Linked DNA regions of Homo sapiens: region 1 is linked to region 2. A link is a loop called in an ENCODE intact Hi-C map of the cell type or tissue named here. Cell type or tissue: heart right ventricle. All regions are shown on one strand. Each heading gives the region's core, and the rest is flanking DNA. Links, peaks and the distances in the headings are about the cores only.

What was found. A loop is a pair of places that touch in the nucleus more often than their neighbours do. Peaks named below come from ENCODE experiments on the same cell type or tissue, not always from the same donor. Only the 100,000 strongest peaks of a DNase experiment are listed, where the experiment ranks them.
Region 1: it touches region 2 in a loop (2.2-fold over the local background); 3 of 110 quality-filtered maps call a loop at or near these places.

Annotation. Positions count from the first base shown.
Region 1 is chr5:66,491,842-66,503,096 of GRCh38, reverse strand. No RefSeq gene overlaps it. Among named protein-coding and RNA genes, the nearest start is that of LINC02229, 14 kb to the left of the region's middle. In heart right ventricle, for the core only: CTCF peaks have their summits at 4,189 (motif pointing right) and 8,498; a DNase peak (open chromatin) is centred at 4,188.
Region 2 is chr5:66,318,214-66,329,468 of GRCh38, reverse strand. LOC124900988 (a long non-coding RNA gene) reads right to left here. Exons shown (of 3, transcript XR_007058792.1): 2 at 11,043-11,200; 3 at 2,691-6,636. Among named protein-coding and RNA genes, the nearest start is that of LINC02065, 110 kb to the right of the region's middle. RefSeq lists an enhancer at 1-789. In heart right ventricle, for the core only: no CTCF peak of the experiment used is centred there; a DNase peak (open chromatin) is centred at 4,888; H3K27ac peaks cover 5,050 bases.

The DNA of each region.
Region 1 (11,255 bases), core at 985-8,984, 170 kb before region 2:
GGGACACACTAAAATACTACAGGAAGAAAAATCAAATCTTCACTGAAGATGAGCTCACAAACAAAAATAACATGCCACTAAAGGACGTGACGCACCATAATAAGAGCCAGCAAATACAAACAGAAGGTTAACTACCATAAAAACTCAAGGTGATGAATCAATTTAAAAACATTCAAAATGGGCAATGGAGGTGGAGAATAGATGCCATAATGAGCAAAGAACAAAAAGATTTTAAAATTTAATTAAAAAGTTTCCAGCAATGAAAAATATCACTGAATAAATAATTCTATTGATGGACTAAATATTAGATTACACATAATTTTAAAGGAATGTACTAACTAAAACATGCTCCAGAGAAAATTACCCAGAATGCAGCACAGAGAGATAAAATTGTAAAAAAACGAAAATTAGAGATTAAACACACAAAGTAGAAAATGAAGCCCACTTATGTCTAATAGAAGTTTCAGAATGAGGGTCTAGAGCAGAGGTTGTCAAACTTTTTCTGTAAAGAAATAAGCAGTAAATATTTTAGACTCCATGGGCCATAAAATCTGTCACAAATACTCAAGTCTGCAGTTGTAGTACAAAAGCAGCCATAAAAATTATATGAATAAATGTGTGTGGCTAGGTTCCAGGAAAATTTTATTTGCAAAAACAAGCAGTGGACAGGTTTGGCCAATGGGTCATAGTTTGCTGACCACTGGTCCAGAGAAAATGAGTGACAAGCAATATTTGAGAAAATGGTATGGAATTTTCCTGAATTTTTACATGCTTGATCGTTAGGTTGATACCAAGCCCCAAGCAAGGTAAATATAAAGAAATCCACACGGAGTCATATTGTAGCAAAACTTCAGCATGCAAGGATCAAGAGAAAAACTTTTTATAAACAACCAGAGAAGACAGAGTGTCTATAGAGGGATGGCTAAGAGTAAATTTCTCATCAGCAACAAATAGAATTTAAAAAAAAAAACAATAGAATCAAATCTTCACAGAAAATAGAAGGCAACTTACAATTTTATGCCCTGCAAAGTTATTATTCAAGAGTAAGGCCAAAATAAAGACATTTCGAGACAAATACTGAAAGATTTTACAACCCACATAGCCTCAACTGAAAGAACTAGTATAAAGCATAATTCAGAAAACAAGGAAATTGAACCCAGAAGGAAGAAGTTGGGTGCAATGTTGAGTAACGAGGCCTCTTTTCTGTGGGTAAATTCAATATGCTTTAATAATAATTTCTAATGTTGAAGGTTTTGAAAATAGGATGGAACTAAAATACTAAGCAACAATAATTTAGATTTTGTTAGCTGTGCATGTTAAAATTTTTAAAGAAAAAACTCATACAAATAGAAATGAAATATGTAGCTTCCAAACTAGTAAAAAAAAAAAAGTTGATTTTTTAAAAAGTTTAAACCCAATAGAAGTCAGAAAAGGAAACAAAAGGGAAATACAAACAATGATACATGGAAAACACAACATAAAAGGCAGAATAAATTCAAATACCTCAGAAATTGCATCAAATGTAGATGAATTCAACTACTTTAAAAGACAGGGGGCTCCCGTGTTTAGTTTAGTTTTGTTTTTTAAACTAAACTAACTCAAATTATAAGCTATTTAGAAGAGTCACGTCTGAAACTTAGCAACACAGAATGTTTAACATGAGATAGCAGTGATATAATAAAGGAATAATAAAAGATTTGTGACAATATTGCCAGAAAAAATAAACATTAAGGCAATAACTAGGCATAAAATAGACCATCATGCTCTGATAATTGGAAGAAATTAACCAAAAATTTTTTTAAAAAAAATTTTGGATTTGTATGCATCTAACCAAATAGTCTCAATATATCTAAAGCACATTTAGACAGAATTATCAGAAAATGGGAAGAGCTAATCATTTCAGAAAGACTTTACCAGTTGGTAGCATCTTTGTGAGACCACTGTTTGTCAAGAGTTTAATTTTTTTTCATTCAAAAAGGGTTCTAGAAATCTGATTAATGACACACAATAAAGGATAAAATGCATTAATGTGTGTACAGGTGTATTTGCTTTTCATGCAATCTCTACCTGTATTGCCACATTTGTTTTCTTAGTATCACCCAAAGACTGGGCTGTATGAGCCCTTCACTTTATTGGCTCATATTTACATGCACAGGGAATTAGCCAATCAAATGAAGAAACTAGCAAACGAAGTGAGGAATTGATTTACTGAGAAATTTCCATGAGGAGTCAAGAGGGGATAGGAAATATCCCAGGTAACCAAGTGGTAGGTAGAGGGACAGTTTCTCCCCCAAAACATGGGGAAGGATGTATGTGGACACAGAGAAGTGTGTTTATGGAATACGGTGGGCCAGTTAATTGAATGTCAACTTGCATTTAATTGTGAGTTATCCCGAGAATTGAAACCCTAAGGAGGCAAATGCTTGTCTGTCTTGTGCACCATTGTATCCTCAATACCTAAAACAAGGCCAAGTCCATTGGCTCTGTTTATTATTACATATAATAATTAATGTATAATTAATTACTACATATATTAATGAGCTGTTGAATACTAGGATGTGGTGGAGGGTGGGAGACAGTGAAATAGAGAGCTGGGGAAGCCAGCAAGTTAGCAGTTGAGGGTGATGGGCTGAACACTGAGTGCGTCTCTCAAACCAAACCCTGGGGGCAGAGTTGGCATAGGAGTAACTGTGTACGATACGACTCACAATCGTTGAAACAAGGAGTGCTAGAGGTACTTTCAAGGACCCTGTCAGACATATCATCTTAGAACCAGAGAAGAAGCAGCAGCACTTTCCCTGAGGGTAGAACTACCATAACCACCAGCTAATGCAAGTGTTTCATAAAACCAATGAGACACGAGGCAGCAGCTCAGTGGAGCCTGACGATGGGACAGGTATAAAACCAGCCATTGGAGTCTGGGATTTCAGGCCTAGACAGTATCTATTTTCCATGTACAAGTCTGGAATAATACTCAACAACCCTCCCTTTAAGTTACTTTGTTTTCTTAAGATGGAGGTCTTGCTATGTTGCCCAGGCTGGCCTCAAACTCCTACAGGTTCAAGTGATCCTCCCACCTCAGCCTCCAGAGTAGCTGGGATTATAGACCTGAGCCACTGCTCCCGGCCCTTCCTTTTTAAGTATTATGTATTGAACAATTAAAACTTGTCCTTATACCTCCCATTTCTAAGATTATAGAGTATCTGCCGACTATAGTAGTTAAACTTAAGTTGACATCTTCCTTTTAAGGAAGTCACCAAAAATCCCTTCAGAACATTTCAAAACACCCTAGACCTAGCAGTACTGCACTAGCAAATCATTTCCTAGGCAGGGTAATACATTGATTGGCCCCTTTGGGTCACATGCTCTCCCCAGATCATTCCTTAAATCCAGGGGTTTTGAGTAATCTGTTTGGTCAGTCTGTGTTCTGCCACTCCCTGCCCGCCCACCCTTTATCATGAGAAAGGCAGGGCTGCATGAATACCACCCATTCCCAAAGGCAAAAGATGCTGAGCGGATCCAAAAAAGTATGAAATATTCATCTCCTTCTTTCCAGAGGCATCTCAGCTCAAGGGAGCTACAGGCTGACTCTCACCATTTACCAGCTTAAAGGAATATCAAACCTGTCTGGGTCTCATTTTTTCTTATTTGTATGGAACTTGGCAGAGTTATTGTGAGGTTGAAGATCACCTGTGTAAAGCACAGTTCAGCAACTTCCCTGCCTGCCTTGTGTCTGTCCCCATTCCTGGTTGATCGCCATGACCCTGAGTGGATCCCCCTCCATGTCGGGTCCTCAGCTCATGGTGAAGAAGACAGCACTGCCCTTTTCCCTAACCCCAACTCTTGCAGCTGTCCCCTGGCTGCCTGGAGTCTCCCCTAATGTGCCCTCACAACTTTTCTCGTCCTCTTTAAACTGTGCAGAGGTCTGCCCCATTCTTGGTCCCTGACTCACTGGTCTAAGCTGTGCTAATGCTTCCTCCCGCCCTAGGTGACGTGAGACCCATTCTGTTCCAGGAAGCAGACAGATGCTGAGACAGGGTTAGGTGTACAAAAGGTTTACTAGGGAATAACACTATGAAAGGAAAGAAGAGGAAACAAGATCGGGCAGGAAGAACCCCAGATGGTGATACAGACATGACAGTCTCTGCCTTTCCAATGGGAGCTACTGCCCAGTAGAGGGCTCCAAAGTTGGGCCAAAATGGTCAGGGCCTAGCACCACTGTCTTCCAAAGTCATTGGCTGAAAGCCATGATGAAAAAAGCATGCTCTCAGTGCCCTCAGCTGTCATCCCCTTGGTCAGACACTGGCTGGCAGATGTTCCAAAAAGAGTGTGATCTTGGCCAGTAAGCTGAGGCTGACCCTGAATTAACAGCTGGAAGCTGTGGCTAAGCACACGTCTTGCAGTTGGGCAGCGTGTCCTTCCTTGAAGATCCCTCTTCAAGGAAGAGGGATCGTGTGTTGTCTTGCCATGTCTGTCACACACCTTCTAAAACCCTGTGTAATAAAAAAGTTCTAGAGGACTAATGTCTTACCCCAAAAGGGCATCCTATGACGGTAGGTAGATGGCAGGGGAAACTTTCAGTTCTCAACCATATCACACAGATGCTGCATACTCAGCCCTAAGAACCAGCTCTATGCAAACATTCCAGTTCCTTCTAGAAGCCCTCAAACCATGGATTCTTCCAACATCATCAAGTGTATCCTTCCACCCTTTCTGTGACCTTCCAGGTGAGACATTGGCATTTTTCCAGACAATGTCTTTCTTTTTTTGTTTTTTGTTTTTTTGTTTGTTTGTTTTGGAGACAGGGTCTCCATCTGTCTCCCAGGCTGGAGTGCAGTGGTGCGATCTCAGCCAGCTCACTGCAGCCTCCACCTCCCGGGTTCAAGCGATTCTCCTGCCTCAGCCTCCTGAGTAGCTGGGATTACAGGCGCCTGTCACCACGCCTAGCTAATTTTTGTATTTTTAGAAGAGACAAGGTTTTGCCATGTTGGCTAGGCTAGTCTTGAACTCCTGACCTCAGGTGATCCGCCTGCCTTGGCCTCTCAAAGTGTTGGGGTTAGAGGCATCAGCCACTGTGCCCTGCTGACAATGTCTTTCTAAAATGTGAAAGACTGGAGCCAGGCTGGTAGCCTAAGAGAGGTCAGTAATGAAGAGTTCTCACAATTAACCAATATTTACTTGATACTTAACTATATAATGCAATTGTGCCCATTTTACAGGGTTAAGACACGGAAGCTCAGTAAGATAATTAATTTACCAAAGGACATTGAATTAGTAAATGGGGCTGTGAGTATTCCAGCTTTCTTGGTTTTTGCAATCTACCCAACTGACAAAGGGCTAATATCCAGAATCTACAAAGAACTTAAACAAATTTACAAGAAAAAAATCAAACAACCCATCAAAAAGTGGGCAAAGGATATGAACAGACACTTTTCAAAAGAAGACATTTATGCAGCCAACAGACACATGAAAAAATGCTCATCATCACTGGTCATCAGAGAAATGCAAATCAAAACTGCAGTGAGATACCATCTCACACCAGTTAGAATGGCGATCATTAAAAAGTCAGGAAACAACAGGTGCTGGAGAGGATGTGGAGAAATAGAAACACTTTTACACTGTTGATGAGTGTAAACTAGTTCAACCATTGTGGAAGACAGTGTGGCGATTCCTCAAGGATTTAGAACTAGAAATACCATTTGACCTAGCGATCCCATTACTGGGTATATACCCAAAGGATTATAAATCATGCTACTATAAAGACACATGCACACGTATGTTTATTGCAGCACTCTTCACAATAGCAAAGACTTGGAACCAACCCAAATGTCCATCAGTGATAGACTGGATTAAGAAAATGTGGCACATATACACCATGGAATACTATGCAGCCATAAAAAAGAATGAGTTCCTGTCCTTTGTAGGGACATGGATGAAGCTGGAAACCATCATTCTGAGCAAACTGTCGCAAGGACAGAAAACCAAACACTGCATGTTCTCACTCACAGGTGGGAATTGAACAATGAGAACATAAAGTCTGTACTCTTTCTATTGGCCACTCAGAAGAGTTCATAAAACATTTTCCAGAAAGTTCCACCCAATACGCTTTTAAAAATATTTTGTGCTTAATTAGATGAATTTCTGGCATTCATTGTGCTCAGCTATCTGGAATAACTCATTTCAAAAGGATACCAGGAAGCTGAGGTTTTAGCCTCCCACAAATTCTGTACAAAAGAGCAGCATGAAAACTAATATTTAAAGTGAGCTCTCTCTTATATGAATAACTAATACATGCTGGCTAACTTTTGCTGGTTCATTCCTCTAAACTTTGAAAGCTCTTCCTATGTCTCTTCTCCCTCTGCCAAGTGGTGTTACAGTTTCAATTGACCTTGGTCATGACATTGAAAAGTGTATGTTTGTGAACGCCCTGTTGACCTGAAGCATCTGATCCTTGATTTGTTTTTCCTACATATCCTCCCTACCTCTGTGTATGGAGTTAATAATACATATGAAGACAGCAAGGAAAACCTTACTCATTAAAACGGGCAAGCCAGAATGACTACAGGGACCAGTATCAAAAGCATCACACACACACAAACAGTCCTTAGTTACTTTTACTTGCTTATATTTAAGAGAGGCTGACAGCCTTCTCCATGTGAAAGCTCTCTTCGAGACACACTGCTTCCACCATGCCAGGGGAAAAGCAGAGAGAGACCAAAGCACTGAACTAATAAGGACGGAAACATCTGCATTAGATGTTTGAAGAAGACAAGGGCAATTGGGAATGTATTTGTTTAACCATATTACTTATTGCTTTATTATTATCCTGTTTAATGTCTGGCTGCACTCGTGTACACTGAATGCTGACACCTACCATTTGAGATGTTTAACGCCTTAGTAGAAAACAAACATGTGCGACAGTCTCAGGAACTGGGGGATGTGATCTGAAAGTCAACACCAGGCCTGCACAATGCATAGATTATTGGTAGGAGAGAATTGCACATGCTTTTATTTTTTTTTTTTTCTGCCCTAGACCCACATTGCTCTCCATCTTAAAAGGCAAACTGAAGAGTTAATGAATACACTTTCAGCCAACTTACCTAAAACTTAAAGTTACCCAGTAATTGGAGGAATCAAATATCTGCTGCATTCTAGCAAGGAGAACCTAGGATAATGCATATAGTTTGTTATTTGGCTGTTTTTTGATACAAACTGCTGCCTTGGGAAAGGCAGGTGTGGAAGCGGATGGCTCACCAGGCGGGTCAGTGTGCCTTCAGCATTGGTGCTCTCACAGCCTGAGTAAGGCAGAGCTGACCTGTGCTGCCTTCAGCAGGTTCAGTCTTTCCTGTCAGACTCTCTCTGGCTCAGTTAAGATGGTCCTGGGTTTGGCTCCAGCAAGACCTCTGTCTACAAGTGAGACTCATCTCTGCATGGAACTCAGTTCACCCTTGGAAAAGTTTTACTTACAATTTTATTTAAAAATTTTTTTCTACAGAAAACCTCACAAAATAAATGTTAAGCTTAATGAACAATTAAAGCAAACACCCTTATAACCACCATTCAGAGCAAGAAAAGAACTTTCCAGTGACTGCAAAAATCCCATCATGTGCCCTGGTCCCAAATTCTCATAGAAGTCTCTTTCTTGTGTTCCTTTATGTTTTTCCTTTTCACCAAGTGACAAAAACTATAGTTCTGTCTGGCCCAGTTTTTCACTAATGTGTTTTAAATTTCTTTTGACCTGCAGACACCTCCACAGTCCTTTTCTTTGCCTTACAGTGCAAGTGGGGCCAGTTGAGTTGCCACAGTCTGGATTTTGCTGACAGCTCCCTGATGTCCAGCGTGTTCTTCTGACCTTGGGATTTCGTACAAATGAGCAGCTGGATTCATGAGACTGCTTTACTTTACACAAGTGTGCTGACCAACATTTCTTCCTTATCTCTCCCTTGCCTAGAAGGTAGGGGTCTTTCCTCTAAGGTGCAGATTGTGCCTTTTTAGACACAGAAAAATCTCACAAAATAAATGTATAATTTAAACATGAAACATCCCTTATATGCTTCTATATTTTCTTACTGGCTTGTCCCGCTGCCTGAAATGACTCCCAACCTTCTTTACCTAGAAAATGACTACTGAGTCTTCACGGCCTGATTCAAAAGTCAAATGTCACTCACAAGCTCTGTGGTCTTCAGACATCTCCCAGGCAACACATGTCCCTGGGTCCTCACTGTGTTCTCACTCACCTCTAGGATAACATTTGCTACACCATATCATAATCGCCTGAACTCATAACCTTTCCTGCCACCCACCGCCCCCAGTCCATCCCTGCTCCTTGAGAGGGCAATCACCTTACCTGAGCAGAAGCAGGTATTTGGCACCTGGTAGTTAGCAACATACTTCCTCCCTACCTTGTAGGAAACACCTGGGCTTCCTTTCGCTCCATTGCCACCCCCGTGGTCCACAGGGGGCGCACTCTCCTATGGGCCCTCCTTCTTTCATAGTGCCTCCAGTCAGCTCTGCTTAGCAACTGTTTTGTTTCAAAATGGACAACATGCTTTCCTGACCTCAGTTCCCTCTTTTTAAGAAGCCTCTGTACTCTTGTTATTTATTTGATCTGAGGTTAGCTTGGAAGTTGCCATTCAGAGAGGAGGATCATAGAATACCAACCTGTCCCCTGCCTGCCCTGTAACATGGCACTTGAGCAGCATTTTCAGTGTAACGCTGCCTTGCTTCAGTCACACCATTAACCAATATGAAGAGTGACATTGGCTGCACAAGCCCCAAATTACACTCATCTGTAAGCGGGGATAGGTAAGCAATGAGGGATGTATCCTCTCACCCCATTCCATTAAGCTCTTTCTCACCTTTCAAATTGGGCTTTAAAATCTCTCCTTGAGAACTTTTCCTGATTAACTGGACCCAATTCCTCTACTCAATGAGCCTTCATTAATTACGTACCTAGAGATTTTACTCTATTCATATGCTCTTGCTGTGTTATTCTATGAATATGTTTTTCATCTATTTTCAGGTGCAATTTCTTGAGAGGAAGATCTGGTCTTGCAGTTCTTTTGAATCCCTCACACTGTGTCAGTTCACGTTTCTGCAGAGGGCAGACCCAGTAAATGTCACTGACTGACAAATATATGTCACTGTAAATGTATCTGTACCCTTATAATTTTCTAGTACAAGAACTGAAGAAGCTGAGAAAGAAAAGGTGCTAAAATTTCAGCCTCTCTGAAGAATATTTTATCCAAAATGTCTGTTTTATCTTTTCCTGGACAGTGCTGTTTTTTTCCCACTAATCTGCTGAAATTTGCTAACCTGCCAATCTCTTAAGCGCTTTAAATAAAGACTTGCTGAGCAAGTCTTGACTTTTGAAAGAAGTCAACAAGTGTTTCAGAACCTAGCATAAAGTTCTAAATATAATTAAGCATATTACTTCAAGTATTGCTATAGATATTTGTGTTCATTATAAATAAACACCATTGAATCAATTCTTTTTCATCAACCTACAGAGTTTTAACTAATTCTTCCTACAGTCCCCTTTGATGTAGTAATGGTCTCTCCGAGGCAATGAGCCCTGGTAATAATGTTGTGAGTCGAACTTGAATTATTTAAAATTTTATTACATTTTACTTTCCAAAGGGAGTCTCTTTTGGAGCCTAGATTTACAGATCTATGATAATTTAGGATAAATTTTAATACTTTTCTGAAGACAAAAGGCATTTGACCAAATCTGGACCAAAGAAACTTGCTATTTCTTCTGATAGAAAGTGAGCTCCCAGATGATTCTGGTCATCTATTCATTTAGTCAAAGACGTATTTAAAAACTAAGCAGCACACGTGTGTGTGTGTGTGTGTGTGTGTGTGTGTGTGTGTGTGTGAAATTTTCAAGTTGTACATTTCAGGTTAGGGCCCCTTATTGCCAAGCTGAGGGGAAGATATAATGCATTCTAGAGAAATGACAGGAAATTCCTTGGGCTCTTTGCTCGTATTTCTTCAGTCAATAAATTAAGGAAAGATTTAGGTAATTTACAGAAACGAGGTAAGGTAAGATATCAGTGTGTGTTTGTGTACATGTACCATTGTGCACATGGTGTTCAAATTGCTAATTAGTAAATGTATATATTAGACTTCATCTATTAATTTTAAAGAAAATTATAGCTTTGATTATGCTAACCAAGGTGAAATACATTTTCATTTATTCATGGCAATGTAAATGTTTAAACTGGAAGACATTACTTAGATAAATGAGTGGTTAATGTGATAAGATGAATGAAAGAATTGAGTCCACACTGCTTGTAGTGTGATCTGTCAGTAGGCTGGGTTCTCCTATCAGCCTGTAGCCCCCAGGCTCAGTCATTCATCAATGATGTGTTTTGTAAGCTTTCTTCCTTGGTTCCTTCCTCCACTCTGAAACTGCCTTTGCAAAAATTATAACTGAGAAAATTATTACAGTGAAAGAGATCTGACCTAACCGACTCCATCTTGCTTCTAACCTCCATGCTGTCCTTGTTCATTCATGTGCCTAGGCCAAACTAACTTTGGGAGGAATTTAGTTTATACTTTAACTTTGAAACAAACATGGTAACAGCCCTTTCCCAAAACAAACGCCCTTCCTGCCTGGGGATTAGACTGCCTTTGTAGGTCTAACAAATTAGCTACAAGATTAGAAGTTATACTTTAGGAGTCATGTAGCTGGAGGCTCCTGGGGATAACATCACTATTGAAAAATCTAAAATGAGTGCTTAAATACTTTGCAGGCCCAGTGGATCAGTTGACACCACCCATCGATAAACTGGCTCATCTGACAGTTTATCTGACACCATCGATAAACTGGCTCATCTGGTCTTGTGGGCCCTCACTCAGGAACTGACTCAGTGCAAGGAGACAGCTTCAACTCCCTGTGACTTCATCTCCAACTCAACCAATCAGCACTCCTGACTCACTGGCCCCTACTCACCAAATTGTCCTTAAAAACCCTGATCCCTAAATTCTTGGAGAGACTGATTTGAGTGGGTAATAACAAAACCATGGTCTCCCCTACAGTCGGCTCTGCATAAATTAAATTCTTTCTCTACTGCAATTCCCTTGTCTTGATAAATTGTCTCTGTCTAGGCAGCAGGCAAGGAAAGCCCACTGGGCCCTTCCTTCCTTCCTTCCTTCCTTCCTTTCCTTCTTTTCTTCTTTCCTTTTTTTCTTTCTCCCTCCTCTCTCCGCCTCAACCTCCCTCCCTTTCCTTCCCTCCCACCCCATCACTC
Region 2 (11,255 bases), core at 1,172-9,171:
CAAGAGGAGGCATATTTAATTTCATGCAAGGAAGCAGCCTCTAACAATTAACGTCAGCCCACAGTGGGTTGTTGAAGCCTATCACTGTTAAGAGATTCGTTAGTTTCCTGTCAATGCACGAACTGAAACAGAAGCTACAGGATTATCTGTTTGAGCTGTTGTGTGAGGGATTCCTGCAGTGGGAGGAAGGTGGGGCTAGGTGATTCAAGGTATTTTCCATGATTCATTTGTTTAGATGAGGCACCCATGCCATCCTCACCTCACCTCACCCACACCTACTGAGACTCTGAAATCAAGCTTTAATTCAAGGGTTTGACTACCAACTCAATTCCCCACATAGACTTTATGGATCTTAAAACTCCTAAGTTTATTAATGGAAAATTCTGATATCTTCCCCAGGGATGTGTAGATCCAAATGGGAGCCAGCCCCTTTCTTCCTTAAAGGGACACACTTACCAAGGGATGGTAAAAACCTTCACTTACAAAGTCCTCTTCAAACTCTGTCTCTGAGTTTCTCAGTTTTTCTCTCCTTTCTCCACACCCACACCCAGAGTAATTCCCAGCGTGTGCTTTGGAAAGGTTAATCTTGGGTCTCCATACTCTATAGCTCCATCATTGTAGGACAATCAAGTGTCCTTTCAGTTCAGCCCTGGAAAACAACTCACAGTAGTGTCCCTGCTTATTGAATTAGTCAACCTGTCCAAGATCTGAGCTCTTTTACGGAAGTAATCCACAGCCCTTTAATCAGTAACACCAGGAATTATGCTGAGGAATACTCATACCCTTCTATCACCAACCAGGCATCACGCTTCTCATCTTCTCTCAACCTCCATTGTGCTATGCTCTGAGTAGGACACACAACCAGTGCCCACTCCGACCACCACCCAACTGAGTATTGTACCAATGAACCCTTCACCTTCTCCTCAGGAGTCTTAGTCAGTTTTGTGCTGGTTTAACAAAATACCTGGAATTAGGTAACTTATAAAGAACAAACTTATTTCTCATGGTTCTAGAGCCTGGGAAGTCCCAGTTCAAAGGGCCAGCTGGTGAGGGCCCTATCTCTCTTCTAAGATGGTGCCTTGTTGCTGTGTCCTCCTGAGGGGAAGAATGCTGCATCCTCCCATGTGGAAGGCAGAAGGGCAAGAAAGCCAAACACTGCTGCATGAGGCCTCTTTTATAAGGGCTTTAATCCCATTTATGTGGGAGGAGCCCTGCTGGCCTAATCACTTCTTCAAGACCTCATCTCTTAATTCTGTCACATTGGCCATTAAGTTTCAATACCTGAATTTTGGAGGAGACACATTCAAATTACAACTTCAGGTATGTAAGGAAATTGGCAATAACCTAAAATTTTAAAATTTCTCCTTATATACCCACTCTACCTACACTGGATAGAGGAGTACATGCAAATTAGGTGCCAGGCACTGTCCAGAAAGTCCCAAAGTTTACTTTCAAACCAAACCCTGAAATTGACTCTGGGTCACCAACATCATCAAAGCTTGGGGTGAGCACCAAACCTGGCAGGTGCACAATCAGGAATCACAGTGATGACAGTTCCCACACTGAGTGACTCTGAGCACAGACCTGGCAGGTGCAGAAGTGACTCTTCCAACCCCATTTCTTCATCCATCAGTGAGGAGGTTGGTCTTGATGATTTCTGGGACTTTACCATGCCTAAAATGGCACAATTCTGTGATTGAAAGAGGCATTTTCTCCTCAGCCCCTTCTGTTTCAGGTGAAGAAATCTAAGTCCCGGCTGGTTAACTGACTTGGCCAAGCTCATACTGGTCTTTAGAGCCTGGTCTTCTGTCTCCCAGTCCTATCTCCATCGAACCATTCCTCTCCTGAACCCTGGAAGCTGGATGGCCCTGGATTTTAGGAAAATGAACTGAAGAGGACACACAGCACACAGTAAAAGAAGCCCTGAGTCTGCTCCATGGATCCCTTTGGCATAAGGCAGGGCCCTTAGTACAAAGCCCATAAGTAGATGCCAATTCTTCTCCCTCTTTTCTTCTCCCACCATAGACCCCATTCAGAGCTCAAAGCAAAGCCCAGGGCAGAGGGAGCTCCCTAGGGGGTCTCTGCTTGGGACTGTTCAGATCTGGGGACAGAAACAGCAGAAAGCCACTTACTTCTGAATTCAATGTTGCTATGATCCCCAGCTAGCTCTGCGTGTTTGGAAGGAACACTGTGAGCTGACTTGGAGCCCAACTGGGGGTGCGGTAAGCACTTTGTAAGTATTCCCTAAGCAACACTCAGATAACCCTTTGGGAATAATTATTATCTCTCATTGATGGCAAAACTCATTCAGCCACAGGAGTGTTGAGTGCCTTGTTATGCTAACAAGGTGAAGTCAGTAGAAGAGAAAGCAGTCAGATCTTGAGTTCCACACCAAGAACTGCATGTTCAGTAGGTTCATTTAATATGGTTTCCTAAATGAAAGTCACTGATGGCTACTTGGCAATGGTCATATGAGAAAGTTCTGGCAAAGGCTGTTAACTTTTCTTTTTTTTGAGACAGGGTCTCATTCTGTCACCCAGGCTGGAGTGCAGTGGCATGATCACGGTTCACTGCAGTCTCGACCTCCCAGGCTCAGCCTCCTGAGTAGCTGGGACTAAAGGCGCATGCCACCACCCCCAACTAATTTTTTTGTATTTTTTGTTAAAATGGGGTTTCACCATGTTGCCCGGGCTGGTAAATTAAAGAAAAAAAAAGGGAGACATTGGATAGTTAGAATTAACCATCCAATAGAGGAGTTATATTATAAGAGATTTAATCTGGAAGAAGATCCTTTCTTTTGCAGGGTTGTTTGTGCCATTTTCTTTGATGATCTAATGCATCTTCAGTTTTTCCATGACCCAAGCCGAGACTGAAAATAATACAATCATGTGCAACCAACATTTTTTAGATACAAATAACTTGGAACACAGTCTGCCTATTGCTGTAAATGACTTACAAATTGTTCTATGTGAGGAACACCATGTGAGACTTCCAAATATCTGCCTAGGTGTCAACAAGTACCAAGGCAGGCTGATAGAAGTGACTGAATAGGTTCACATTCCAGGAACTCAGCACTCTGAAATGTCTGCATGGTTCAGAAAGCCAGGAACTTTGTGTGTGTATAATATAAGCACATTGATAAAAATCACACCACAGTGGTCACCCCTGCAACACTTCCAAATCCCATTGCCAGGGGTAACCGAAGAAAATGTTGAGATCTGATTAGCTAAGACACCCTTAGCTTATGTCAGTTATGTAGTAAGCTACATGGAAATGCAGCTATTCCAATACTATCACAAGTTTTCTTCTAAGCTTGGTCTATTTTGGAAATAGAAGTGAGATAATGCACAAAAAAGAACCAAGGAATATCGGAGTAGGAAGGGACCTCAGAGCTAATCAACCCAGCCTCCCACTTCACTGCACAGAGAAGTAAACTGAGTTGCTATCTTAGGTCACACATTCCCTGAAAGCAGAGCCTGAGACAGGGATTCAGGTGCCCATGATTTACTGAGGGCGTGCTCTTCAGGAAACACATCTGAGGGAGTAAGAGAAGTAGTATAAGGAAGAAGCAAGTGCTGGTTAAGGATGTGACCTCAGCAAAGTTCAGTCTTGGCCTGAAGGGCTCTGGCTATAGGCTTTCCCCCAAAAAGTGGGGAGCTGATATCAGAAGTGGATGGTTCCCAGAGAAAGGAACAGCTGTGAGCTGTTAGATCTCAGTGCCCACAGCAGCTGGGAGATGGGTCCCTGGGCCCGTGATGGGGATCGGGGCAGGGTCACAGTGTCCACTATGGCCCCAGAGAAATGACTCATGCAATGTGCCACAGACAACTCCAACCCAAGTTTTCTGGGTCTCATTCACTCCTCCTTCTACTACACAAAGCTGCCTCTTCAGAGTTTTTTGTTTTGTTTTGTTTTTTGAGTTTGTGTGTTTTCTCTTTTTCTTCAGAATTTCAGAACCCGATTTCATTAATTTTATTTCCCCAAGGATTGGATGACTTGGTGAACTCTGATAATCTGGAAAGATCTGAGGCCATTTTTTAATCCACCTGGAATAGCTCGATCCTTTTAATTATTTTTCAATTTGAACCTTATTTACTTTATAGTAAATGGTAAATGCTAGACATGTCCTGGTGCCTGCTTCACCCCAAGACCTTCCTAGAAACCGTGTCACATCCACAGTACTTTCTGTAAATGGACAACCTGTAGCCAGACTGATTAGAGTAGAAGGAGGCACCCGTCCCATGAACAAGCAATTCGTAGGAGAATTCTCTCTGTTTTTTCCTTTGTTTGCATGTTTTGAACCTCATGCAAAATAAATAAATAAAAGGTGTAAGCTGTGCAAATAAAATTTCTCAAAAATATCAGAGAGTCAGGCAATAATTAAGGGAAGCTGAAAGGTAAACCTATAACCGATAGGGAGATAGAGAGAGAGCGGGGGAAGGAAACAGAGAGACAGAGGGAAGACAAAGTGGCTAAATGGGCCACATAGAAGCTGATGTTCTAAGGGAGCATGCACTGAGTAATGAAGACTCTTGGAAGAGAAAAAACACTGGGTAGAGGATGAGGAGTCTAAGTCACCAGAGAATGGAACAGAAACAGAGAGGGGGGTCTCTGAGTCTATTGATGGCAGAGCTCAAAACTGAAGATCCATGAACTGTTCCTAAAGAAGTGGTGTTTTATAAGCCAGACAAAGGGTTTGGAAACCTGGGGAAGGTATTTGTCTACCAGAGTAGGACAGATATTAAGGTGGGAACACAGCTGCAGGCAAGAGGAGGAGACTTGGCTGGTCAGAAGATCATGTCCAGAGAAGCTAGGGGCTGATGAAAGGCAAAGAACTCGGGAATTGCAGCCAATGGTAATGAGTTGGGAGACCAGCCAGGTGGCAGAGCTCTCCCCAGGGGGATGGGAACAGACTGTGTGGTGATGTGGCACAGGCTTAGGGAAGTCAAAGGCAGGAACCATGACATGGGCACAATGCCAGTCCCAGGGAGACTTGGCAGGTGCACAGTCCAGGCCAGGTAAGAGGGGGGACCAATGAGAGGGGGGATAGAGGAAGGAAGAAGGGACCTGGTGGAAGCACCAAGTCCCAGGAGGTGGAGCAGCAGGATAGTTTCTTGAGGGTCTTTTCTTGGTTAAGGTTTCTTTTGTCCTTTCTCTAGCTTGGCAGGCACTGGAAGACTGGATGGAGTCTGAATCTCCAGGGGTTAAAGGCAGCTCCTCTTGTTATCTAAGTCTATGTTTGCTGAATATGCAAACATTCTGTGAGTATGGATCTTAAAAAGCTATCAAAAAGAGCAAAGCTCCTATAGGGAAAATGTGCTATTAATCTTAAAAGTTCTTTTCATTTTTTTATGGCTGTTCTCCAATAAAACATGACATTGTGGTTTTGTTTATTTTAGAATACTATAGTTTTGATAAAGCCCCAAATCCTTACATCAAATATATTCTTCAATGTCAAAAGGGCATGCAAAGATATGGTTCCTAATGAAAGATTTATCTTTTATCTGACAGTGATGATTTAGCTAGTGCTGATCTCTTCATCCTCTTTTCCGTTAAAAAAAAAATAAGTTGAACAAAATTACCTTTCTTGGAATAACAGCGCCTCTAAAAACCTGCCTGCTTTGTCATTACCTCTGTAATCTCCCTTGGAGATCATGGGCTATTCATTTTCTCCCTAACTCCAATTTGCCTTTTGATATTTTTCTTTGGTTTGTTCAAACAGTCTCCCAATTGCCCAGCTCATCAGAGCGAGGCCTTGGTGCGAGCGGGAGCGTGTCGCCCAGCGCTCCGCCAGCTTTGGGCCCCTCCGTGCACTGTGGAGGAGCTTTGAAAATGGTCTAAGCTCTTCTCGTTAAAGCTTTCTCTAGCTCTTATCCCCGTGACGTCTTTTATCTACATATCATGTCAGAGGCTGCAGCTTCACGGTCCTAAAAAAAAAAAAAAAAAAGGTAGCTGCCAGGCCTTAAAAAAAGGAAAGAGAAAAAGAATGGCTGGAAAGATGAGAGAATTACATGCGAATGCTCAGGGGACCATGTACAGCTGGGAAGAGGGTTCCCTGCACGAGGAGGCCTGAAATTCAGCCTGTGTAGGGCTGCATGTGCCTGGACAGGTACCTCCTCCCACTTACACCAAGGGGCCATCTGGTTGGCAGCTACTCTGGGTTCTTTTCCAGATGTCGAGTTGGGCCAGTGACGGATAGATATAGTGTTGCTGCTTTTTCTGGTGTTTTGAGCTGTTGCTGTTGTCTTTGGTTATTTTCCCTTTCATTCCATCGGTGTGATTTCGTCCCTAATGGCCCCTGTGGAAAGTTCAGCAGCCCGTGGCATCACAGTGGTTCAGAGGATGCATTGCACAAATGAGAAATCTTACATACATCTCCTGCTTCTCCTCTTACACAGCCCTTTGGAAAGAAATTTCTCTCCATGTTTAATCAGTGGTGCACTCACTTCGTCCTTGCTAGATTTTGAATGCACAACCACATCCCACCTCATTAGTGACAAGAAAGCTGAGCCGTCAAGCATGGCTTACACTCCAGGAGCGGGGTCTGTATTAGAGCAAGGTCCAGGATCCACGCACAAGCTGAGTTGGCTTTTTCTTTTCTTTTAAGCTTTATCGATCTCAGGAAGAACTGAAGGTCTGTTGAAAAAGTGTGGGAATCAGCTCAACATACTAATTTATGTATTATTTATGCACTTAAAGAAGCCTAGACTCCCGGCAAGAAAGAAAAATGTGTGCAATAGAACTGCCATTGTATTCAATCCCAACATCCGGAGCACTTCACACACGCACTGTGAAGTCTCATGGGGGAGAATGGGATATGGGAAGCAAAGCAGAATTTGAAATTGGCCTGTGCTTGAGCACCACCTCCATCATGAGACCGGGGCAAATGACTGCACCTCTCTAGGCTTCAATTTTCTCATCTCTAAAATGCAGACAAATGCCTATTTGCAGGGTTATTATAAGAATTAAATGAGAAAAGTAGTGCATGAATTTCTAAGTCATTACAAATGCCTGTTGTAGGTATCCTGTGTGAGGAGGGGCACAGGTCCTGCTCCTGGGTTTCTTGTCATGGAATGGCCGCCTTTCCTGACCAAAGGCCCCAGTGAGAACAGACAACCCTAGAGCACTAAAGAATTCTCCTATCTTTACCAATAGGACACAGAACAAAGACTTGCTCCATTAATTCAGGCCACAGCTAGCATGCATCCATCACTCAATCTCTCTCTCTCTCTATACACATACATACATATATATACATATATATACATACATATATATGTATATATATGTATGTATGTGTATATATATATATATAAAATAAAATAAAACCACCTCAGTCACCCACCTACCATAAAGCAATAAGTCCAGTATTTTCCTAATAACCTCAGCCCCATATTAATGGCCAGCCTGCCTCTCATATTCGGCAAGGAGAGCACTGGTCTCTGAACAATCCACTCCTGCCTGGTTCCTTGCTGCCACCAACATGGCTGCTGAACTCTGACTGCCCACAGCCTGAGATGTTCCCTCCACACTGTGCTGGCCTTATACCTTTGGTCTTCTGAGGGAGGATGGTCAACTTTAATGTCCAGCTCAGCGAAGGCTGTGCACCCCTCTCCCCAGCAAGGGTTCTAGGACAGCAGTTCTTAGGTGATACTCCCTCCCTCCCTCCTCCAGGTGTCAGGATTCCAGGGATTGTCTGTCAGAATTGTTTTACATAGCAAGAACTCTCTGACTATTTCAATTCCCCGTAATCCACATCCCTGTGCCTCCAACCCCTAGAAAGCAAGCAGATCTTTCTTTTCAGCCTTTGAAATCCACTGGTTCTCCTCCTGTTCAATATCCCTGCTTCTAGCTAATTGAAACTATATATATGTTATTGTTAACTACAGTCATCCTACAGTGGTATAGAACACTAGAACTCACTCCTCCCATCTAGCCATAATTTTGTGTCCTTTAACAAATCTCTCCCTAGCCCCCTCTTCCCCCAACTCTTCCCGGCCTCTAGTATCCTCTATTCTACTTTTCATTTCTATAAGATCAACTTTTTCTAGCTTTCACATATAAGTGAGAATATATAGTGTTTAACTTTCTGTTCCTAGCTTATTTCACTTAACATAGTGTCCTCCAGTTCCCTCCATGGTGCCACAAATGACAGGATTTCATTCTTTTTATGGCTGATTAATAGTCCATTGTGTGTGTGTGTATATATATATATATATATATATATCACATTTTCTTTATCTGCTCATCTGTTGTTGGACACCTAGGTTGATTGCAGGTCTTGGCTATTGTGAATAGTGCTGCAATAAACACAGGGGTTCAGATGGCCCTTCAATATAATGATGTCTTTTCCTTTGAATAAATTCCTACAGCTCCCCTTTGTTCCCTTCCCCCCTCATCCTCCCCTCCCCACTCCATCCCGACGCGTACCTCATCTTCTCTCCTTCCCACCCACATCCAAAAAGGACAAAGCTTCCTCTTCAGTTTCACCACAGTGACTTAATCTCTTGTGCAAAAGACAAGGTAAATCCTCGGTAAGACCTTTTACTACAGTTGCAATATTTATCCAAATTGTCTTATGTGGGACAAACTCTGTGCTCGATAGTTCACATCCTTACCTCACTTAATTCTCACAACGACTTTGTGTAAATATTACAAAGAGAAACTGAGATTCTAAGGGGTTAAACGGCTGTTCCAAGGTCACACAGCTTGTCGACTCCACCACTTGTTAGAGCCCCTATCCCCTGGCATTCAGCTCCACACTCCTGTCCTGTATATTTCACAACACTTACTATGCCAGGACTTCTTAGCAGTTCGTAGCACTTCTCACAAAATAATCATTTCATCCTCACATACCCTGTGAGGTAAGTACTATTATTATCCCATTTCACAGATGCAGAGACTGAGACATAGGGAATTTAGATAACTTTTCCAAAGGCCTACAGCTGATGAGTAGACAGGGATGCAAACCCAGGTAGTCTGAGACCCTTCAGGTTGTATGGCTTCTACCTAGCCTAGCTCCTCCCAGAAGGGAATTCCCTCTCTCCCAGAATCCTACTCCCAGTAGAGGACTGGCAGTGTTGATGGGATAGGGTATGAGCCAGTGGGACAGGGACTATTGCATCCATGTGGCCTGGGAATGGGGTTTCCTACAGTCTCCTGTTCTGAGGAGATGGAGGCTGTGGAGCCAGGACCAGGGAGAGAAATGAGCCAGGATCTCCTGCTTGTGTGTGATGTTCCTGAGGCCCTGCCACAAATAGACTGTCAGAGTGCCCAAATCACACCTGAAACATTCCTTCTTTTGAATCCTATAGACTTCTAGACTGAGAGCCGCCTACTAAAATGAAAACACCTCTGGGAGCTGAATCTCCCTAAATACCACTTCAGCAGAGGTGACAAATGGTCAGAGCCACACAGCCTTTCTTTCACTTTTCTCCTCTCAGTTGCCACAGTGTGCTTAGCCCAGAAATGGCTCTCCCTGGCCATCAGGAGCAGAGCTGGGGGCCCTGGCCTAATGCTTAGGAAAGAGGGCGGCAGAGGAAGCTGACATCAGAGCCAAGGCTGAATTGCCACAGTCAGGTACAGTGAGACAGGGACAAACAAGTTCCCAAGGGGAGGAGAAATGTGGGCTGCCACCACAGGAGTCCCCTCCCAGGCTGCACAGAGCATTCCCTCATGGCACACATGTGTGCCACCTGCAGTGGCACCCTGAAACCTGTCCATCCTCCCGGCTCCACTTCCACACAACATGACAAACACTGCTTACTGGGAACCCCTGTGACTGTCTGACCGAGGAGGGCTCTTTTTCTGATTTTGGGAACATACTCAGCTGACACATAGGGCAAGGTGGAAGAGTCAAGGAGTTAATGACCCCAAAGGTAGCCTGAACCAGTGATGAAAGCTGCTGAATCAATATCCAGCTGCAATGACCCCGGGGGAAGTCCTATGTTGTCTCCCAACATTCTCCCACATGCCCCAGCTCCAGGTGCCTGGCTTTCACGTACCCTTTACTGGTGTCTTTTCTCGTCTCACTTCCCCACCCATCTACCAGTGGCTTCTGGAGTGAACTCTCAGTTGAGTTACATGTGCTCAAATCCTTGATTGGGGATCTGCCTTGGGGGGCATTACTCTGGGTATTTAATTTTATTCAATTTTCCCTCCATATTTTGTTTGTCTTCTTGGCTAGTTTGAAGCTGTTTTGCCACAATTCATTCTAGGATGTCATCCCCTGTTTTGCATTTTGTATGGATGCATAGACAGTCCTGTGACCCACAGGAGAACATACAGAAGTGGACTGTGAAGATAAAGGAGCAAAAAACAATGACAAGTATTGTCTTTAGTGAAGAGACACATTGACTATCATCCTTAAAATAAACTTAGCTCAATCATTTCTATCAAGCTCTATATTAGCTCATGTCAATGATTTAATAAACAATCATTGAGCACCAATATGTATAGAATATGCTGCTAGACACTGTGAGTGATACAAAGTGTAAGACACAGCTCCTCCCTCTGGAAGGTAATACATGAATTGAGGAAACAAAACCTGTGCACCTAACAACAACTCATCAAGCAAGATTGCATGCACTAAATACCAAATGGATGCCATGTGACTTTACATTTCAAGGGACAGTAGAATAAGTTTAATTTCTGGATATGCCATCAAAGAATTCAAAAAGAATTTCATTCCCTTTGCTAACTGCAAAGCAAATAGCTTTCCATCAGAGGAGCCCCTGGTCAGTTCTGCACTGCAGGGGAAGCAGCAGCATCAGAGATTTATTCACAGATGAAATTTATGATTGTCTGTAATTGATGCCTCTCAGAAGCATTAGAAAATACCTTGCTAATCTAACAAGGTATCTGACCTCAGAATCTCTACCAATAGCATTACTTCTTTGCATGAAATATTTGTTAGTTGCTTAGAGGCCCCCTATCCAAGCATGTTTTCTAGGGTTTAACCTGATTCTAGGGGTTATCACCAATGATCCCAAAATCCTTGAATCTCAGAGGTACAAGGGACCCAAGAGGTCTTCCAGTCTCACCATGTCTCCATAGGTCGCCCTCCAGCTTGGCCACTTCCAATGACCTGAAGTTCACTCCTTTGGTATCCCATTTCTTTGGAAGCATCCCAAAGTGGTAGAATATTCTTCCTCCAGTATAAAGTTTCTCTTGGAGTCGTAGAGAAAGGATGACAACAATTCTACAAAGAGAGAAGAAAGGCTGCCATAAATACCCAGTAGAGCAAGAAACTCACC